Regions from separate parts of the Homo sapiens genome. Here all the other regions are linked to region 1. Evidence: read pairs that join two places in POLR2A ChIA-PET (ENCODE). Cell type or tissue: PC-3. All regions are shown on one strand. Each heading gives the region's core, and the rest is flanking DNA. Links, peaks and the distances in the headings are about the cores only.

The links. ChIA-PET counts read pairs that join two places held together with the same protein. Peaks named below come from ENCODE experiments on the same cell type or tissue, not always from the same donor. Only the 100,000 strongest peaks of a DNase experiment are listed, where the experiment ranks them.
Region 2: POLR2A ChIA-PET joins it to region 1 with 5 read pairs; 2 of 35 experiments call an interaction of 5 or more read pairs at or near these places.
Region 3: POLR2A ChIA-PET joins it to region 1 with 5 read pairs; 1 of 35 experiments calls an interaction of 5 or more read pairs at or near these places.

What each region holds. Positions count from the first base shown.
Region 1 is chr5:149,049,679-149,056,860 of GRCh38, forward strand. It overlaps SH3TC2 (SH3 domain and tetratricopeptide repeats 2), which reads right to left. Exons shown (of 17, transcript NM_024577.4): 2 at 2,464-2,562. Among named protein-coding and RNA genes, the nearest start is that of MIR584, 9.1 kb to the right of the region's middle. In PC-3, for the core only: CTCF peaks have their summits at 3,712 and 3,923; a DNase peak (open chromatin) is centred at 3,503; H3K4me3 peaks cover 639 bases; H3K27ac peaks cover 1,358 bases.
Region 2 is chr5:149,158,616-149,165,797 of GRCh38, forward strand. All of the region lies in intron 2 of ABLIM3 (actin binding LIM protein family member 3), which reads left to right. Among named protein-coding and RNA genes, the nearest start is that of ABLIM3, 21 kb to the left of the region's middle. In PC-3, for the core only: no CTCF peak of the experiment used is centred there; a DNase peak (open chromatin) is centred at 3,986; H3K27ac peaks cover 2,219 bases.
Region 3 is chr5:148,413,757-148,420,938 of GRCh38, forward strand. FBXO38 (F-box protein 38) reads left to right here. Exons shown (of 22, transcript NM_205836.3): 10 at 380-550; 11 at 2,172-2,314; 12 at 3,238-3,448. It also overlaps the pseudogene PRELID3BP9. Among named protein-coding and RNA genes, the nearest start is that of FBXO38, 33 kb to the left of the region's middle. In PC-3, for the core only: no CTCF peak of the experiment used is centred there; a DNase peak (open chromatin) is centred at 3,375; H3K27ac peaks cover 1,136 bases.

The DNA.
Region 1 (7,182 bases), core at 674-5,673:
AGGCTGAGATAGGAGGATGGCTTGAGCACAGGAGGCTGAGGTCACAGTGAGTCAACATCACACCACTGCACTCCAGCCTGGGCAACGGAGCAAGACCCTGTCTCAAGGAAAAAAAAAAAAGCTTCCTAAATAACATCGTGGATATAAAACTTTTTACTCAGTGCCTGGTATGTATCAAAGATTCAGTAAACACATTAAGCATTAGCTGTTCCCCTCCTCACCTCCCCACTACCAGCAAGTACTGCTCATGGCTGGCTGCCCTCAGGTGATCATGACTATTAACCTTGGCAATAACTGATTCTATGATTCCTTTCTACCAAACCCATCTCATCCATCCTTCCAACATCTGATCCAAAATCCCCCATTCGTAGCCCCTGCTGACTGACAAACAGGGCATTTGGTGTGAATCTCCTTACCATGCACATGAATCTATGTATATGGAACTCAAAAGACCTGGACTTAAATAAGCAGACTGCTCTTGAGATCTCAACCGTGAGAACTGATACTTAGAGCAGAACCCCTGTGCCCACAGTGGGATCCTACAGTACCCTCTGCATCACTAGAGCAGGGAAGAAGTCAAGCTCAATATCATTTTCATGAAGTGTATTGTGTCACAGATTAATCCTTCTCAAAGTCAGTTCTGTAATTGTGATAATATGTCTGACTGATTCTGTCTGCAACTGTACTCATTAAGGAGAGGTTGGCAGCTACAGCCATCTCCCCTTCTCACTCCATGACCTTCCTGGAAACAGCATCAGGGTGGAAAATGCTGAAAGATGGACAAGTTCAGCCCGAGGTCAGTTCAGTTTCACCTACAGATACCCTTTGTTCACTGGCCTTCATGCATTGATAAGGCAAAATGCTGACTCTACTGCATTCATGAAACAACAGATGGTAATTCAGGTTTTTTCAGGGGTGGTCCAAGCTGACAGACAGATAAGCAGATTGACACAATATCAAGAAACAAAGGGCAAAGTTTTTCTCATTGTCAACCAAGAAGTTTGACAGAATTTGAAATTGGGCTTATGGCTATACCACCCTGAACATGCCCGATCTCATCTGAAATTGGGAAAAGAAAGAACCTGGTATGACATGTATACAATATCTATTTACGTAGTCTAGATCCTTTAAATATTTATAATCTTTTTCACAAGTCTATATTTTGTATTACAGGGAGAGCTATATTTTTGGAGGGTGAAGGAGCATTGTAGTTTTGAACAAGGCCCTTCCTCATCACGTGTTAACTGTGTCGTGGTGAAGTCGTTTCCCTCGCTGACATTCTGTTTCTCATCAGCTAAATGGAGATTTGGGTGCTTCCACCTAGCGATGGGCAAGCAAAAATGAGAAAAACATGTGAGGATCATTTGGCACACAAATTGCCCTCTAAAATGGTCCCATCTACCGTACAACAGAAATCAAGTCTTCTACAGGTTTGTCCTCAGAGTTTCTGTTACAGAGTTCTGCCCAGGTGCACCTTTCCTCTGATAACAATTTTCTCTTTGCGGGCTTCATCGATGTCTTTTAAAAAGGATTTTGTGAGAGATGTGTATTAAGAATAAGATTTGTTTCACATTAATTTCAAAACTTTTTCTGCTTCTGAAAGATTCGTACAGATGCCCTTCTGCTCAAGCCAATCTCACTTCACATATTCATTTAGTTATTCACTTATTTAACAAATATTTACGCAGAACCTACTACATATAAAGTACTATGTTGGGTATCATATAGTATGTAAAAGTGACCTCCACATATTCATTCAACCATTCATGTATTCATTTATTTATTTATTTTGAGGCAGGGTCTCACTCTGTTACCCAGGCTGGAGTGCAATGGTGCAATTACAGCTTACTGCAGCCTCGACGTCCCAGGCTCAGGCAGTCCTCCCATCTCAACCTCTCAAGTAGCTGGGACTGCAAGCATATGCCACTGTGTCTGACTAATTTTTTGATTTTTTGTTTAGGGATCAGGTCTCACTCTGTTGCCCAGGCTGGGCCCCAACTCCTGGGCTCAAGTGATCCTCCCATCTCAGCTTCCCAAAGTGCTGGGATTACAGGTGAGAGCCATCACGTGCAGCCCATGTATTTATTCATCAAAGATTTTCTGAGCAGCAACAACGTATGAACAACTCTTTGAGGTACCATGTTGAATATAAATATTTTTAATTACCCCATCTCTCAACACCTTCAAATCTAATTTATGATATACTTTCTTCAACAAAGCAAATAAGTATGGAGCTCCTAATAAGTGCCAGATTGTGAAGAGCTTTGAGTGACAGCTTGAGAAAGTTAAAATTAATTTTGTAGGCAGTGGAGTGCAACAGAAGATTTGTGAGCAAGCAAATAGCATAGTCAAAATCTTTTCATCAAGAGGGAAAGAGGGAGGGGCTCTTTAGATGGGAAAGATAAAGAGGTTATCGCAATACTCAACATGGAAGAATAGGGCTTGTCTTTGGCATTTGGATACCTGGATTAATGTTCTGTGGCAGAAAACATTTTTCCTTGTATTCAGATGAGGCTATACACTCACTCGATACAGTTGGATCCTTGGAAGGAGTTTCTTTACCTGGAGAAGATGAAATAAAAGGTCATCTTAAGAGTGTAAGGAAGTTGAAAGCAAGTTATAAGCAAGGCTGTAGTTTTGGTCAAGTGACAAATTTTTTCCAGGATTAGTGGCATGGAAGAATTCTAATTGTTATCACCATTGCCTTGTAATTATCTAAGCTGTTATCAAAGAACTGTCATACATGCCATCTCAATCCAGCAGCAGCCTGGGTATGCCCATCTTATTAAAAAGCAGATCCCCATTCACATATCGAACTACGTCTCATGGCTTAGAACACTGAAGGTGCTCAATATACATTGAGCCTACACAGGTCATCACAGATCTGACTACAGCAAGGCTTAAGGTTCAATAGGGGCAGATAATGGAAGGGCTGGAGTGGAGACAGACATTGGCATCATTAGGGAGACAATTGGGGTGTGGTTATAATGGCCCTGAAATGTATAATTGTCCCCAGCTGTCCTGTCTGCCCCTTAAATAGGGTCCTGTCAGGCCTGTCTTTCTTCCCAACTCTGAAAAGTTACTGTCTTCACAACGGTAGAAGTGGAGTAAAAAGAAGAAGAAAGAAGATCAAGACACAGGCTAGGGCTGGGGAGGAGGAAACTTTGATAGCAGAAAGTTGAAAAGAAAGAAGATGGTGCACCTATAAAGCATAATGAAGTAGTTACAGAAGGAAATGTCAAAAACATTGCTGTAGAACATGGGTCTCCTTTATGGCATCCCCAAAACACAACAAGGAAACTCAAGTCCTTCACACATTAATTTTAGTTGATGGATTCTGTCCTTTTTTCCATAAAACTGTTCAAGAACTGTACCATGGAGTCAGAATGTGATAAGTATTACCTGGTCCTGAAAAGCAGAGTTAGGGAACCTTGGCTCAACCACTATTTGTGAGTCACTCCTTTAATGTGCTTATAAAATTGTGCATCAGAGCCAAAGAGGCCTACCAAGTTTTGCATACTGGATCTGTGCCTCTAATGATACAGCTCAAGAATGCAACAGGGGTGGAGCAGTCACACTCACTTCTGGTTAATGTTGAACCTAAATTCTCATATTGCTGCTAATAGCCTGTGTCTCCACTCTGTGCCTATGGAGGGGGATTTTGACACCCAAGTTGAGGACCTTCCATTTATTCGCAGTGGGAGCAGTTAGCACTGTTTTGGGTGATGTACATGAAGAATGAAGTGGATTTCAGCTGGAATAGGCAGAAGCAGGGGCCTGTCAGCTCTTCATCCAGTAAATCTTGTTAGCTGTTCAGTGCTGAAAGCTAAGCAGCTTAGCTGGAAACCTGGCAGCAATGAGCTATATAGTTGAACAGGATCATTTTTCAGTTCTGCCCCGAGGAACCAAAAGCAACTGCAGCAAAAAGGCACTGGCTTGGGAATAATGAGAAATGAGAATGAGCACAAATCAAATCTTCCCATACATGAGTTCAATGACCTTGGGCAAGACACTTCACCTGTCCACTTTGTGAGTTTTCACTTTCCCCACTTATAAATGAAGGACTGATCTAAATTAGTGCCTTTGAACCCCAGCTGCCTATTTGAATCATCTAGGTTGCCTTTTAAAAATATTGCTTCATCCCAGCTAAAAAAAAAATTAAAACAATTGGACTCATGAAGATAAAGAGTAGAATGATGGTTACTAGAGGCAGAGAAGGGTGTGTGCGCTAGGGAGAAGTAGGGATGTTAATGGGTACAAAAATGCAGCTAGATAGAATAAATAAGATCTAATGTTTGATAATACAATGGGGTGACTGTAGTCAACAATAATTTATTGTACATTTAAAAATAACTAAAAGAGTATAATTGGATTGCTTGCAACAAAAAGAAAAGATAAATGTTTGAGGCGATGTGATTTACCCTGATGTGATTATTACCCATTGTATACACCTATATCAAAATATCTCATGTATTCCATAAATATATACACCTAATATGTACCCACAAAAATTAAAAATAATAAAGGAATAAAAAGAAAAAATATTGCTTCATCCTTAGAGATTCAGATTTTTGTGGTCCATAGTACAGCCATAGATTTTTTTTAATAATAAGTTCTTCAAATGATTCTAATTTGAGCCAGTGTTGAGAACCATATGTCTAGATTGGTGCTTTTGAAACTTTATTTTACCTATGAATCACCTATGGATATTGATAAAATGCTGATTCTGCTTCAGTATTTGAAAGCTGAGGTTCTGCATTTCTGATGTTTTCACAGGTGATGCTCCTCCTGCTGCTCCCAGGACCACACTTGGAGTAGCAGCCTGCTTCCCTGGGACAAAGTTTGACCGTAGACTACAGCAAACCCACAAACATCTTCTTTATTTTTTTCTGGCCCACACAGTGAATTTTTAGTTTGAACTGCTTGACATCATTTAGAAATTGAAATGTTTCACATAACCCAGATGCTTGAGTTTGTTTTGAAACATGGAAGATCTGTAGCCCAGGAGCCTCATTGTCATATGGCAACAGTCAGCTGGGGCCAAGTGGTTGCTGTCGCTCTGCAGGGCATTTGTTCTCCAGCCACCATGGTGCCCACCCTATTCCATCACTCATTTACACCTGACCCTGGCAAGTTTGTGAGTGTATCCCTGCTGTAGAATTCTCCAAGAAAATACAATAGCCTGACAATGAGGGCTTGTGAGGTGAGCCCACCTTGAAGAAGGGAAGTCAAGGATGGGGACCCTGGCTTGGGGAAAGGGTGCACAGCTTTTTAAGGATTTGTGAGGCTTAGGGCAGAAAATTGCAAGGTTTTGCAAAATGTGATATGTGAACTGTCTGTATCAGAATTTTTTAGATAATTGTTTTTAAAAAGATATCTATGCAAAAAAAAACTTATAGAAAATATAGAAGAATATCTGCATGACTTGATGTTGACAGTGATTTCCTAAACAGGATGGAAAAAGTGCTACCCTCAAAAGGAATAATGGATAAATAGTAATACATTAAAATTAGAAACTTCTATTAATCAAAAGATGCAATTAAGAGACTGAAAAGCAAGTGACAGAGTACAAGAAAATATTGATCATACGTATGTATAGTTATCAAATAATTCAAACATAGAATATATAAGGAATGCCAAAAATCTTTGAGAAATAGGTAGCCAGCCCACCAGAAAAATGGGCAAAAGGCTTGAATAAACTTTTCACCAATGACAATATTCAAACAGCTAATAAATATATGAAAATTGTTTCACCTCATCAGGGAAATGAAAATTAAAACCACAATGGAACACAACTACACAGACTGGCTAAAATGAAAAAAAAAAGACAGATAAAGCCAAGTGTTTGTGAGGATATAGAGCAAGTAGAATACCTAGAATATACTGCAACTAGAATATACTGCAAGTGTGAAGATAAACTGAAGTTCTATCCTTGGAAAGCTGACAGTGTCAATTCAAGCTGAAAATATGCATGCACTAAGACCAAAAGACATCCACTAAAATATTCAGAACAGCACTATTTATAAGAACCCAAACTTGGCTACAATTCAAATGTCAATTTACACTAGAATGGACAAGTAAATGATGTATATATAATATATAATTAAATCTTAACACAGCAAACCGGGCATGGTGGCACATGCCTGCAATCTCAGCTATTTGGGAGGCCGAGTCTAGAGGATCGTTTCAGCCCAGGAGTTCAAGCCCAGCCTGGACAACATAGCAAGACCCATCCCCCAAAAATTAAATAAATAAATAAATCCAATACAACAATGAGAATGAATGAATTGCCACTGTATAAAACAATATCGATGAGTATATTCACTTGTGAAAAGTCACCACACTGTACACATGATTTCATGCACAATTCTATATAAATGGTAAATTTTTTTTAATCCTCTTAAAGCCTTTACTGACCTCAACATTCTTTTTTTTTTAACTTTTATTTTAGGTTTCGGGGTACATGTGAAGGTTTGGTTCTTAGGTAAACTTATATCATGGAGGTTTGTTATACAGATTATTTCATCAGCCAGGTATGAAGCTCAGTACCCAATAGTGATCTTTTCTGCTTCTCTCCCTCCTCCCAACCTCCACCCTCAAGTAGATCCCAGTGTCTGTTGTTTTCCTCTTTGTGTTTATAAGTTCTTATCATTTAGCTCCCACTTATAAGTGAGAACATGTGGCATTTTGTTTTCTGTTCCTGCATTAGTTTGCTAAGAATAATGGCCTCCAGCTCCATCCATGTCTCATGAAAGACATGCTCTCATTCTTTTTTATGGCTGTATAGTATTCTATGGTGTATATGTGTTAATGGTACATTTTTATGAAAAGCTGAATTTTATAATATTCCTGGAGCCCCTCTCTACTTACTCTACCTTGAAATATCTAGGAGTAGAGTTCTGAGGTGTGTGTTTTTAATTAGCACTTTGGGTATTTCTGATGTCTTCTAGAGTGTGAGAATGCTCAAGCCAATTCACCAGAGGCCTCGGATCCCATGAGCCAGAAGGGCACCTCTCTGAGAAACAATAAGGAAGCTGGAAAATTAGAATGCATTCTATAATAGGAAAAACAGCTAATAGTTACACATGGATTGACCGTTTACAGCATTCTTTTACACATGGTGTTATATTTCAACATGAAGAAGTTTGAAAACTTGAGCTGGGCCTTGGAAAAGAACCAGAG
Region 2 (7,182 bases), core at 1,352-6,351, 110 kb after region 1:
CCATCACTAGTACTGTTACAAGATCAATACCAATACACTAAAATTAATCCAGGATAGATCACTGACCTAAATAAACCAAAAGCTAAAATTACACAGCTTCTGCAAGAAAATGTAGGAGAATATCTTACAACCTCAAGGGAGGCAATGACTTCCCAGAACACTAAAATTTGTAAAAATGGGCAAGAATTCTAACAGACACATCACATGTACAAATGGTTAATAAGCACATAAAAAGGAGCTTAACATCATTAGTCATGTTAAATGCAAATTAAAACCACCTTTTTACAGCCTCCCAAATGGCTAAAATTCTGGTGAAAATGTAAAATGGCACAACAACTATGGAAAACTGATACAGTTTTATAAAAATTCAACATACACCTACCTATGATCCAGCAATGCCTCTCCTAGATATTTCCCTGTGAACGATAAAAACATATATCTGCAAAAAGATTTATGCAAGAATGTTGCTGTCAGCTTGATTCAAAATAATCCAAAGCTGGAAACAACCCAAATGTTTATATATAGACAAATGGATAAACAATCTGTGATTATATTTACACAATGGCATACTATTCAGCAATAAAAAGGAACAAACTATTGACACATGCCAAAACATGAATGAATCTCAGAAACATGCTGAGTAAAAGAAATCACACATAAATGAGGGCATACTGTATGATTCCATTTATATGGAATTCAAGAAGGCAAAACTAATCTATGTGGACAGAAATTATAACAGAGTTTGCCTTTGACTGGGGGAGGGGTGATTGATTGCAAAAGGTTGCAGCAAATTATCTAGAGTGATAGAAATATACCTTATCTTGATTAAACTGTTGTGGGCTATACATTTGTCAAAACTTATTGTATTTAAAATCTATATGTTTCATTAATTGCAAATCATGCCCAATTTAAACATATATGCGTGTATCCCCTTAAACAGAGTATGTGTGTATATACCTATTCCCTTAGATAGAATAGGCTTGCAAACAGAAGAACTAACTTGAGATCTCAGCTCTCCTGCTAACTCTGTGACCTCTGAGGCCAGTATCCTTATCAGTTCTATGGCTCCATCCTATCAGCCTTGCTTACCTCAAAGAGCTGTTTCAACTATGTAACACCTGTAAAAATTTTTGGTAAACCTTTAAGCGTCGTACAGCTCAAGAACCTCCTCTCCAACTTATTTTGTGCAAGCATCTCCCTGGCCCTGATGTTCTAGCTGCACTGGCCTCCCTAAACTCACCATGTGCTTTCTAGCCTCTGGACCCTTCCTTGCAAATGCTGTTTCTCCATCTCATTTGTACTTATCCCTGGTTTTCCACAAACAGCCCTCTCCCATCCTTGTAGTCTCAGCTGAAATGTTTTACCTTTAGATTACCTGTCCCCACCCCTTATTTATTTCCTTCATTCTACTTGTCACACTTTGTAAATATCTGTTTACTTGTCACAGACCCTTCCCACAGAATGATAAACTCCCAAAGCATAGCAAACATTAGCAAACAAGACTGTTTTATTCACTGGAGTATCCCCAGTTCTTAGCACATAGAAATTACCCAGTAAGGCTAGGAACAGTGGCTCACACTTGTAATCTCAGCACTTTGGAAGGCCAACGTGGGTGGATCGCTTGAGGTCAGGAGTTCGAGACCAGCCTGGCCAACATGGTAAAACCCCGTCTCTACTAAAAAAAATTACAAAAATTAGCCAGGCATGTTGGTGCACGCCTGTAATCACAGCTACTCAAGAGGCTGACACAGGGAATCACTTAAACTGGGGAGGTGGAGGTTGCACTGAGCCAAGATTGCACATCTGCACTCTAGTCTGGGCGACAGAGTGAGTGAGACTCCGTCTCAAAAAAAAAAAAAAAGAAGGAAATTACTCAGTAAATATTGATGAATAAATAATTGTGCCAACAAACATGAACTTTGGTTTATAAACTTTGTAACCTACTTGTGCTGATTTGGGACTTTCTGCTTGGAGCCAGGTCTTCCCTAGGGCATGGTGGGTGCCAAAAAATGACCCCAGGTTAAAGTTGGTGTCACTGTAGTGTGCTCACTCAGGAAAAGCTTTTTGTGTCAAGGGACTCAGGAAAGGCTTAGGACATCCTGTGCTTTGGAAGACAGAGACACTTTCTAGTTATGGCTATACTTGATGGCCCATCTGTTGGGCTGTAAGCTGGGGGTTCTGTGTGCACCTCCAGGCTGGGAAGAATCTGAAGTACACACAGGCTAACTGTCTAACATGGGGGAATTGTCCTCCATCTCCAGGGCCCTCCTCATCCCAGGCCCAGCAGTGGGCCCAAGAGCGAGTAGAATGAATGCCCGTGTTCATATCATCTTATTCAGCTCCTTTCCCATCTCTCGGCCAGCCATGGGGCTTCTTAGCCCTAATCCCCTCCCTCTATCTCTTCCCAATAATCAGACCACCTTCTTTCTTGGGTTTTCCGGGTGTGGATGTGGCTGCCCTCACCCAGGCCATTTCTGTCCTTTGAGTTAGTCCCAGGTCCGGAGCCTGTCCTCTAGCCCAGGGCACCTGGGCATCACCCACAGCTCATCTGCCCGCGGGAGCTCTCTGAAACCTTCTGTTTACAGTGGAAAGTGTTTGCTGACCTGGATTGTTTTGGGTCTGTGACATCAGTGCTATGGGAAATGCTCCTTAGCCAGTAGCAAAGTCCACTTGAGGGTACACACTTAGAGAATGATCCGGGAAAGACTTAGGGACTCCGAGCTAGGTGAGAAGTCCACCCTTCCCTCCACCTACTTCCTCCATGGCCAAAATTCTGCCTTCCCTCTCTGCCTGGCTGTCTCTCTTGAAATCTGTATTCTTTTCAGCAGATAATGTCAATAAGCCCTTTATGTGAGTAGGATTTGGAGCTTCTCTGTTTCTCATCTGAAAATCTGCCCTGTGCCAGTGAGTTTGGGCCTCTGGCCCACACGTTAATTATTGTACCAGGATTCCTGGAGTCGACTGGGGACAGAGTGCCTCTTTGGTTAGAAGAGGGGTATTCTGGCAGTATTTCTTTTTTGAGGCATTAATCTAGCTTAGAGAGGCTGAGCAAGTGAAAATCGTTGTGTGTTCCTTTGATATTTTTTCCTTTCCTGTTTGAATGCCACACTTAGCTGGGGTTTGGGAATCAAATGTTAATGAATCTCTTGGGGTTTCTTGAATTTAATTGTAATAGTCATTTTTTCTGCCATTAGTACCAAGGAAAAAAGCCAATATTTTAGGGCACAGAATGGTAGAAAGGGGTCTACTTTGTGTGTGTGTGTGTATGCGTGGGCTGTGTGTGTGTGTGTATGTGTATGTGTGTGTGTGTGCGCCTATAGAGAAAAGAAAGCTTACTGAACTAGGAGTCAGAACACCTGTGTTGAAGTTTGGGCACATTCCCCAATTCCCCAAGCCTCAGTTTGCTCATCTATAAAATAGCCGGAGTGATCCTTGCCTCACCTGATTCGTGGTTGGTGATGATCAAATGAGGCAATGAATGAGAAAGCCTTTGCGTTAGCCTCTGTTTTGCTGGTTATTAAACAGATGCCTTCCTCCCTTGACTGTTCTTTGAGAATAAAGCCAGAAAAGATTTGAATTGCTTTTTTTATTACTTTTGGTTGCTGGCTGTGTTTCTTTCAATCATTAAAATTTAATACAACTCGACACAGAAATTGAGCACAAGACAAACACAGCTTTATTGGGGTTATAGGTAAATGGGGCAAGGTAAAAAGACTCAGTTCATTGTGGGTCTAGTGTCCTCATATACAATTGTCTTAATTTCAAAATATTTCATCCCACTGTTAGGCCATGCATCCCTTCATGTGTTTCAGTATCTCATTCCAAAAGCATAGTCTCTACAACTAAATGATGATCAAAAGAGACACAGAATAGTGACCATAGGATAGAGGCTTTGCTTCTTCTCTTTGTGTCTGGAAGGGCGTGAGCAATCCAGACCAGAAAGAAAGAAACCTTTCATCATGCCCGTCAGAGCAGGTGACTCATTTTGGCCGACAGACCCACAATTTCACCTTTCAGTTCCTTTTACAACTCCCAGATGAATGGTGCTGTCACCAGGATTCATCAGTATCTAGATTGGGAAGAACATCCTGTGTGCCCCTCCGTAGGCCTCATTTTTTTGCCAGTCCCCTCACTCAATGCTTTTGACACTTTTCAGCTGCTGCTTAGACAGTTTCTCCTGATGGCTAACCTGACCAGGGCAGTGGGGCATGAGCAGGCAGGACTTCTCCCTGCTGAAAGCCACCTGCCTCAAAATGTGTTTTCTAGGACGCGTAACCCAGCTGAACAGGAAGCATCTCTGGCGTGTCTGTTTTGGAGTGGGAATCTCCCAGTGTGGAGAGGGAGCAGGATGCATTGGAAAAGAAAGGAGGCCAGTGAGGCTGCTTTCTCCTGCCGGAGGGGAGCAGGGTCTGCGACAGGCTGGGCAGGCCAACAGGGGCCAGAACACACAGGGCCTTGTGGACCATGGCCAGGAGTCTGGCTTTATCCCAAGGGTGGAGTGAAGTCATTGAATGGTTTTAAGTTGCCACTGGAGGTGGTGGGAGTCCGGGTTAAGCATCATCAGATTGCATTTTGAATGTATCCCCCTGGCTACTGTGTGTAGAATGAGTGAGGAAAGGAGACCACTCCTTACAACATGTTGGGATCCTCTAAGCAGCAGATGATGGGGCTGGGACTTGGGAAGATAGGGCAGGGCACCTTCTACTCCAGGGCCATTGCATGGTCCTGATTCCCTGACAGCTTTTATATCCTTTATGCTATTTAAAATAATTATTTACAGTCTATCTTAGTTAGCTAGAGCTGCATAACAAAATACCACACACGGGGTGGCTTAAACAATAGGAATTTATTTTCTCACAGTTCTGGGTTCTAGAAGTCCAAGATCAAGGTATGGGCAAGGTTGGTTTCTTCTGAGTCCTCTCTCCTTGGCACATAGGTGGGCATCTTCCCCCTGTGAGTTCCCGTGGCTGTCCCTCTGTGCTTGCCTGTGTCCCATCCCCTCTTATAAGGACACCAGTCATATTGGATTAGAGCCTATCCTAATGACCTCAGTTTGACTTAATTTTCTCTTTAAAAACCCTATTGCCAAATAAAGTCATATTCTGAGGTACTGAGGGTAGGGACTTCATCATGTGAATTTGGGGGGTGAGAGAGACAGGGACAGGAGGACCCAATTCAGCCAACATGGAGTCCCTCCTCACATTTTCTCTTCCCCTAATTTCAAGTCTGTGCTTATCCATCACTGTCTGGAGGTGTCTCTGCTTCCTTTGTTGCTGCTTTTAGGGAAGATGGTTTTTCCCCAGGTGAGCCCTTCTTGTTGGTCACACAACAAGTCAACATTTTGTATTTCCAACATACTTTTTTATTGGATTTCCTATAAAGGGTATTTAGATAGTCTTTAATATTTCTATTATTTTTTATTGCCCACCCCCCTAAAGCATGGTAACCATGTTATATGTAGTAAAAGTTGCATAACCATTTGACGGGTTTCATTTGGGTTTTGTTCTTCCACCAGAATGGTGGGCCTGACTGTGTTGTGATTTCCATTACAGCGTTGTTTAGCCACAGAAATCTCCTGTGCTGGTTGTTTCGTGGGAACGAGTGTGTTGCATTTGCCTTCCTTGCGGGCTCAAGAATACCTGTTGTGAGAAACAGCTGTCACATTTATGCTGACCAAAAACTTAACTCCTCAGCTCACCCCATAGGTGTGTCCAAATGTTTGTTGAGTGCCCACAAGAATACTCCAGGGTACAGAGAACTGAGTAGCATCCCTCCTCAAGTAATTTGAAGTCTGATAAAGATATAAAACAAATGAAAAAGTAGGTACATTATAGGTAAACTATGCTGTAGGTCAGTGGTTCTCAAAATATAGTCTCCAGACCCACAGGATGAACATCATCTAGGAACTTGCTGGAAATGCACAGTTTCAGTCCTTACCCTGGACCCCCTGAGTCAAAAACCCTGGGTCATGTGTTATAACAAGACATCCAAGGATTCTGATGCATACTCGTTTGAGAATGCATCAGGATTGAGAATGCATCCGTTTGAGAACCACTGCTTACCCATAAGAAGCGCATGACATGAGATTTTTAAAGAAAGCTCATATTTGGAGAGGGAGGAGGGGAGAAGCAGGAAGTATTTCTAGAAGTATGTTGCATATGAGATAGGCCTTGAGGAGTGGGTAGGATTTTTATATTTATATGTAGATGATCATATTTACTGTAATTGCCATCTGTATGTTTATGTATTTCTTTTACAAAAGTAATTAACAGCCTGGACTCTAACTTGAAAGATCTGCTAGCTGTCCCTTTCTTGCATTTTAACTGGCTCACTGTGAATCGAGGCTTCCATCAACATATGCTCAGTTGTAGAACTGGTAATTATGGTTGGAGGCTTTTTGTTGGAGGACACATTTCATTCCAAACATAGTTTCTGAACATAGCTTGAATTGAAAGTAGAGATTCTACCTCTATATACTTAAGACAAAATCAATTCAAAGCATCCTTGAATCTCACAGTGGGAAGGGGCCTTCAAGGTCATCTAGTCTAATAACCCAGGCAAATAACCTCTGAGCAGGCTTTGTAAAATAGGTATAATCAGTTCTTCTCTAGCCCACTGAATGATTCTGTATACTTCTCTAGCCCATTGAATGATTCTGTAGCAAGAGTGGATAAACTATGGCTCAAGGGTCAATTCTGACACACTACCTGTCTTTGTATATAAATTTTTATTGGAACACATTTTTGGGAATACATTTATGCATTGAATTGAATACATTTATGTATACATTTTATTGGAATACATTTATGTATTGTTTTTGGTTGTTCTTGCACTATAATAGTGCAAACCTTTAATCTCCTCTTTAAGACTTTGTATTAGTAAGAACTCTTAGAGTACAAGTAACCAAAACCCAGTTCCAACTAGCTCAAGTGAAACAGGAATCTATTGGCTCCTAAGCCTTTGAAGTCAAAAGAAGATCTCCCTGAAGTAGCTGTTCACTTGATATCATGCATGTGGTTCCAAATGGATTGTCTTTTGTATGTACGCTGCCCTAGTCATGTCTACTGCACCTCCTGGAAAGACCTTTCTCCCTGCTCACTCATTCTGATTACTTCTCCTCCCTTCACTACTCATGTTTATTTCATTCCATTCCATCCACTCCTCTAAGTGCAGATCTTTCTT
Region 3 (7,182 bases), core at 1,096-6,095, 640 kb before region 1:
TTGTAAGGGAGTTGAGTTTTTAAGATTTTGTTTTCCTTTTAAATGATAAAGCTAAAACTTTACCATGGTATGAACCAGTATGATAGATCCTTCACTTATGCTTTAAGAATTTTTGCCTTTTCTCTTCTCTAAACAATTGGAAATAATTTTTCCTACTAGCTGTCCCTTGACTTTTAATATAATTTATTATTTTGTACAAGAAGTGCTACCATATGTACGGAATACCTAACCTAAAATTATACCTGAACCCAATGATAAGCAGATGATACAGAATGATGGTAGAGACTTTTTATACTGACTGGTAAGATACAAAGTTGGTAACACTCCCTAACACTTAAGAATTTGACTTTTTTTTTTTTTAATTGATTGCTCTTTTTAGGCAGAATGGCTAATGCGGATCTGGTGAAGTATGGTTTGGCTGATGTGGTAGAAAATCCTGGTATCATCACTGATATAGGGATGAAAGCAGTCAATGAAGTTTTTTCCTGTATCAAATATCTGGCAATTTACAATTGCCCTCATCTACACAACCCATACAATTGGATCTCAGGTATTACAGACTTAAAAATACAGCTATGTTTTATTGATACTGAAATAATACAACTTTCCATGTTTTCTATGTGTGATATGATTGCATTCCTAATGTAAAATGTAGGTATTTCATTTGGATTGTTCATACAAGTTCTGGTAACCTTTGATAACCAAGTTGGAAGTATATTCAATGCCTCTTTAAACTTCTGACGTTCTCTGCCTAGAAGTGTATACTCTCCAGGTTGTGGATTCAAGTGCCCTGATTTTTATATGTACTTCTTTGGGCTAGGAACATAAAATTAAGGTTAGTTCATTGTTACCTAGGACTTAGGATATTGTAGTTATTTTCTCAGAATTATCTTCACAATAGCACATCATCTGAAAGGACAAAGTAGGTATGTATGTTGAACTTTAATTAAGTGACATTAACCTGAGATAAAAATTTCTATTGACTAGAAATCCCAGTCTATTTCAGATCTCCCCCTCCAATCTCCTATATGTAGAAGTGTGACTTTTGCACTTGATATTTTTCCCTTATGGTGGGAGTTCATTTTCCTCTCAGAGTAATGTCATCTGTTTTCTTAAAGGCCCTTCTTAGATACCGAAATTTACAAACCATTAAATAAATTGAGAGCCTGAAAAAGTTGTACTTGTGACAAAGCCTCTCACTGACACCTACAGAACAGCCTCCTCTGCTATTGAGTCACTTGACCGGGATCTGTATCTCCTCACAAAGCTACTATCCAGGCCTATTTTAGGGCTCTGGGACCTCTGCTGAGATCACTCGTTAATATAGTCATGTCTCATGTGCCAGCAGCAGTTAAATTCTATCCCTGGCCCTGCTGAACCAAGAAGTTATTGGGAAATATGAACTTTAGGATGTAGCAGGCGTAGATGACTTTAAAAAAATAACATTTATTGGGTTTTTGGTTTGTTTGTTTTCTTAAATACAGAAGAGTATAAAGAAGAAAACAAAAAATGGCCTATAATCCCATCACTCAGAATTCCTGTTAACACTTAAAAAAATAAGTAATACATGCACTTGATAAATTTCAAACAGTACAGAAAGGTACAAAATGAAAACTCTCCTCTTCTCAAAGGTAACCATCATCAACAGTTTTTTGTATATTTTTCTGGACAAATTATGCATATTGCAGCATATATATGTGTAGCATTTAAAAATGATTTATATTATACCAAAGGATCTTACTCTGTATACACTGTCCTGTAGCTTGTTTTTTGTACTAAGTATAATTTGGAGAGTTTTCCATGTCAGCAAGCATATTAAGCTCTCCTTAATTCTTTTGAAATAGCTACATAATGTTCTATTAAATAAATATGCCATAATTTTTTAATTCAGTGTCCTATTGTTGAAAAGCCATGTAGGTTGTTGAGTGGATCACATTTAAATCAGGGCTGATTGGATTCAAATTAATGTTCCCCAGGCCATTTAGTTCTCACAATGGAATTAGGTATGTAAACATCATAATTTAGAATCATCGGGTTTTAGAAGTCATGAAAAAAAGGAAAAGTTATTTTAAAAAAAAGGATTTGAAAGTCTTTGTGACCTGTATCAAAATTCATCAGTAATGGGGAAAATGTTACTTAGATTTTCTCTGGTCATGTCATTTCTTTAACAGACCACTCAAGATGGACTCGATTGGTTGATATCAACCTAGTACGGTGCCATGCTTTGAAGCTGGACTCTTTTGGCCAGTTTATTGAATTATTACCCAGCCTAGAGTTTATTTCACTGGATCAGATGTTTCGTGAACCACCCAAGGTAAGATACATTTGAGGGAGTTTTTGTTTATTTTGATAGGAAAGAAAATAAAAACAGCCTGTGATTTTTTTTTTTTTTTCTTTTCAATGATATGCCTTTACGGTGTTACAGTCGGACTTTTTACTGCCAGCCTCAGTGAAGGCATAAAGGTTGTAATAATGCATAGCCTCTCATTCTTCTAAATGAGAATTAAGGGTTCTCTGGGGAAGGGTAAGGAAAAAATAAGTGGAAGCTGTCTGTTAGTATATAAACAAAAGGTAAGGTAAGGGTGAGGCTGGAAATTTAAGACAGAAATTATTACGTGGGATAATTCATTGGTGGATTAAATATAATTAGGTTGGTAGATTAAATCTAATTAGGAATCCAAAGTATAAACAAGAATTAAGGATTTATTTGGGGAATGTTTTACTTTGCTGCTATCTTTCTGTTAAGTTGTATAGCCTGGGAAATCTGAGGTAGCCCAGTTGTACAAAATGTTATTTTAAAACTGCTTAACATATAGAACTTTGTACTCTTAAGGCAATTAAAAACTTAATCCTTCAACCATTTATGTTCTCTCTTGTCAGTTATTAATGGTTACATTCCCACTGTTGAAGCAGTACAATATAATGGGGAAAGCTCAGGATTTAAGGTCAGAATCCTGGTTTCAAATTGCGGCTCTACCACTTACTGGCCATGTGCTGTTGGGCAGATCTCTTCTCCTTGCATGACTCCTCATCTGTAAATCAAGCCAGTAACCCTTTATCTATCTTGAAGTGTTGCAGGCCTTAAATGGGATTTTCTATGTGTATGTGAAAGCATTTCATAAATAAGTACTATATAAATATTAGTTATAATGTAAAGGTGAAATGAAGGGATATTAAAAATGAAGGGATATATACTAACCCAAATTAATAAACGTATGTGTTTTGGTTTTGCCTTAGGGTTGTGCTCGAGTTGGTCTGAGTGCAGGCACAGGAATTGGTGTTTCATCAGCTCTTGTTAGCAACCAGAACTCCAACAATGACGATAATAATGCCCAGAATAACAATGCCAACATCCACGACAACAATCACCATCATCCAGATGACTCAGACGAGGAGAATGACTTTCGGCAAGATCTGCAGCCAGGAGAGCAGCAGTTTGCAGCTGACGGTAACCCAGATCTTTTATGAGCTCCAGATAGAAATGATTTTCACTTTGTATTGTATTTCTGGCTTTATCCTGTTCCCTTTTTCCCCTGTTTCAACTTGTCACTTTCCACATTGAGGAAAGCTAGTTGATAAGGAACATGAGGGAGTAGGTGAAATTTTTCTCTTTTCTTGCTTGTTTCAAAACTGCTTTTATCCACAGACCCTATAAGAATACCTACAGAATGGGAAAGATTACAGATGCCAGGGGAATTAGGGTAGAGTGGTAACTCTTGAGGTCTGAGACTTAACTTTCAGGATTTAGACAAAGGAGTATCTTTTATTGTCTCCTAGACCAATGGATAGCATGAACATTAAGACCATTTCTGGATATTTGAAGAACTGAAAGATTAATACCAACCATGGGCTAGACATTGGCACCTTTCATGTACCTTTAATCATTAGGTCTTCACTTCCACCCTGCAGATTAAGTACATTAGCTAAGAAGGACCTATTCTATTTCATTTATGTAATTATCTGTCCAGTTCATTAATATATATTGAATACTTACGGTGTGCCAACCCATGTGTGAAGGTGCTCCATCCATCCTTCTGTTGATGAGTGAAGTGATGTGAGATTGTTTTGTTACCAAATTTTCCAGTTTCCCAGTTGACGCTTAGGAACTGGAAAAGGAATCTTTTCTAGCCATCCTTTTGTTGTTCCCCATTTGCCTACTCTTGCACACAGTAATTAATGAGAAATAGGGTGCCCTGATATGTACCTGCTTTTACAATGAAATGTACTGTGTACAGGGCATGATTTCCTTTAGGGGCACTCTGAGTATACAGTTCCTGACAAAAGAATCATCTGTAGGCAATGTCTTCACTTTCTCATCTCACTTGGTCCCTATAGAACTCTCCACTTTGGCTCTTGGCAAAGTCACTAGTGATTGTCTTACTGAATCTGGAGGTCATTTCGCCACTTTCATCTAATTTGACATCTCAGCAGCATTAGACATTGTTGCCTAGACTTGTACACTCTTGAGACACTTTATTCTCTTGGCATCTCTGAAACGATTTTGCTGGTTTTTCTCCTACCTCATTTTCCTTTGCTTGTAGCACCTCCTGTATTCCACTTTTGTCCATGATATCTTTCTCTACACATTTTCACTCAAGCTCAAGGTTTTAGTACCAACTATATGGTATTAAATCCAAATCTTTGTTTCCAGCCTTAACTTGTATACTTTTCTGAAGTAAATGCAGCTATATCTAGCTCTGTACTTTATGTCCATGGTATACTCTTAAGCATTTCAAACCTAGGTAAAATCTTTCCCCAACCAGTCTCCCTTAAAAATGCAAAAATGAAAGTGCAGAGCCAACAGGTGTTAAGGGAAAGAGAGGGCGAGACAGTCACGTATTGTCTCTTTGCTTTGTTGTCCTGAGTGCTATGGTACATAGTACAGGTTACTACCACTATAAAGATCTGCACTTCAGAGGACATGGACTGTACGTGGGAAACTTACAGCAGCTGCCATTCAGAACTACCCAAATCCTGTGAACTCATTTGTGGTTTGAGTTGACACACAGATTGTAGACTTCACTGGAAGATTACTTTGCCATGGACTTCTCAGTACAGTGGAGAATGCCTGCCATTGTGAAATCATATATTGTTGCAACAAGGACCAAAAAGATATTCAAGAACATGTTTGATTTAATTTGTATCTGTATTTGATTTAAGAGAGGAAAATGGAACTTACATCTTAATTTGATTTATAAATACGGTTTCAGAAGATGAGAGATTTGGCATAAAAACCAAATACACAAGACATAGGATAAGCTATTTTGATTTAAGAAGCCATAATTACTATGGAAGGATTCAGCTTCAGCAGTTACCTAGGACTGTTGTCAAGTATAGTATCTTCAAATACTGTTAAATGCTGAGAAGCAAAGAATAAATACATAATGTATAAAGCATAATTGTATAAAGCAATACGTAAATGCCAGAATTGAAGGATTAAACAGCTTCAACAAGAGGAAGCCTAAGAAAACCAGAGGCAATGGCTGCATTTGTAGAGAAATGAAGATTGGTAGAAAACATTAGATTCCACAGGTCACTCCCACATGGTAGTGTGTTTAGTTGTATCTGTTATTAAACATGTATACACACACACACAACACACACACACATATAAGTTAGATTTTTTTTTCCCGCAAACTAAGGAACTAGAAAAAGACTGATTTTTGGTTGAAACAAAGAAATACAGGGCTTCATAATAAAAGGGGTAATGGGGAATTATGTTAAACAGTTGACTAATATTGATGGTTCAAATCTTCAAGTGAAAATAATAATTTTAAAATTTCTTTGAAACTGGTATTAACATGTTGACTCTCCTTGATGTACAATTTGAAAACTTTTCACGTCTGGGCCAGGTGCAATGCACATGCCTGTAACCTCAGGAGGTTGAGGCGGGAGGATGGCTTGAGTGGGGAGTTTTCAAGGATGTAGTGAGTTATGATCACACCACTACGCTCCAGCCTGGGTGACAGAGGGAGACCCGGAGTCTTAAAAACAAATCTTTACATGCATGGGCCTTTACTTGGTTTTGGACCAGCCCCAGAATGAAGTAACACCAGTCTTTATTGCTGTATTGTATTTAACTTCTTCAGCTTGCATGAGGTAATTTACTGTAAAAGAGGGGCATTGTATAATTTTAAAAGCTATTTAATTTGTATAAATTAACTCCAACAAAACTATGATTTTTTGTTTCACAGTTACTATATTTATCAAAATTTTATAATTTGGCAGGATATTATCTTAAGTTTGTATTTTGAGAAGTCTTAGAACTTAGAGTACTTAATTGTGAGCTAGTTAGCTGAAAATATAACTTGATTACCTGAATTTTGCAACATTCTAAAATAAGAATAAATGATTACAGTTTTTTTGTGGGGTTTTTTTTTTTTTTTGAGACAGAGTCTCACTGTCACTCAGGCTGGAGGGTAGTGGCATGATCATAGCTCACTGTAGCCTCAAACTCCTGGGTTCAAGTGATCCTTCCACCTCAGCCTCCCGAGTAGCTGGGACTACAAACGCGTGACACCACTCTCAGCTGATTTTTCAAAAAATTTTGTGTAGAGATAGGGTCTTACTGTGTCGCCCAGTCTGGTCTCAAACTCTTGGCCTTAAGTGATCCTCATGCCTCAGCCTCCCAAAATGCTGTGATTACAGGCATGAGTCAGTCACTGTGCCCCACAATGTTGCTGTTTTTTTAACAATTTACATTTGCCTATAAGTGTCACAATTATGCTTCTGTAATTGCTAAAGCATAGTGTCTATTTTTATGTAACTACTTTCTAAGGAATTACAACTTTAAAGCATAGTTTTACCTGTACATCATTTAACTAATTTTCTATTTTGATTTAACATACATTCCAGTTACTTAATGCTTTTAAATACAGCGTCATTCCCTCATCCCTCCACCCCATTAGCCTGAATTAACTACCAAGTGAAATTGCTCTGCAGCTTTATTTATGGCAGTGGTTTTCAGACTTGAGTGTGCATCACAATCACCTGGAGGAATCAGCACATTGCTGATTTTTGCCCTCAGAGTTCCAGTTATTCGGCTGTGTGAGGCCAGATAATTTGCTGTTTTTTGTTTTTTTAAATAGAGTTGGGATCTCATATGTTGCCCAGGCGGTCTCAACTCCTGGGCTCAAGCAATCCAACCAACTCAGCCTCCCAAAATGCTGGGATTACAGGTGT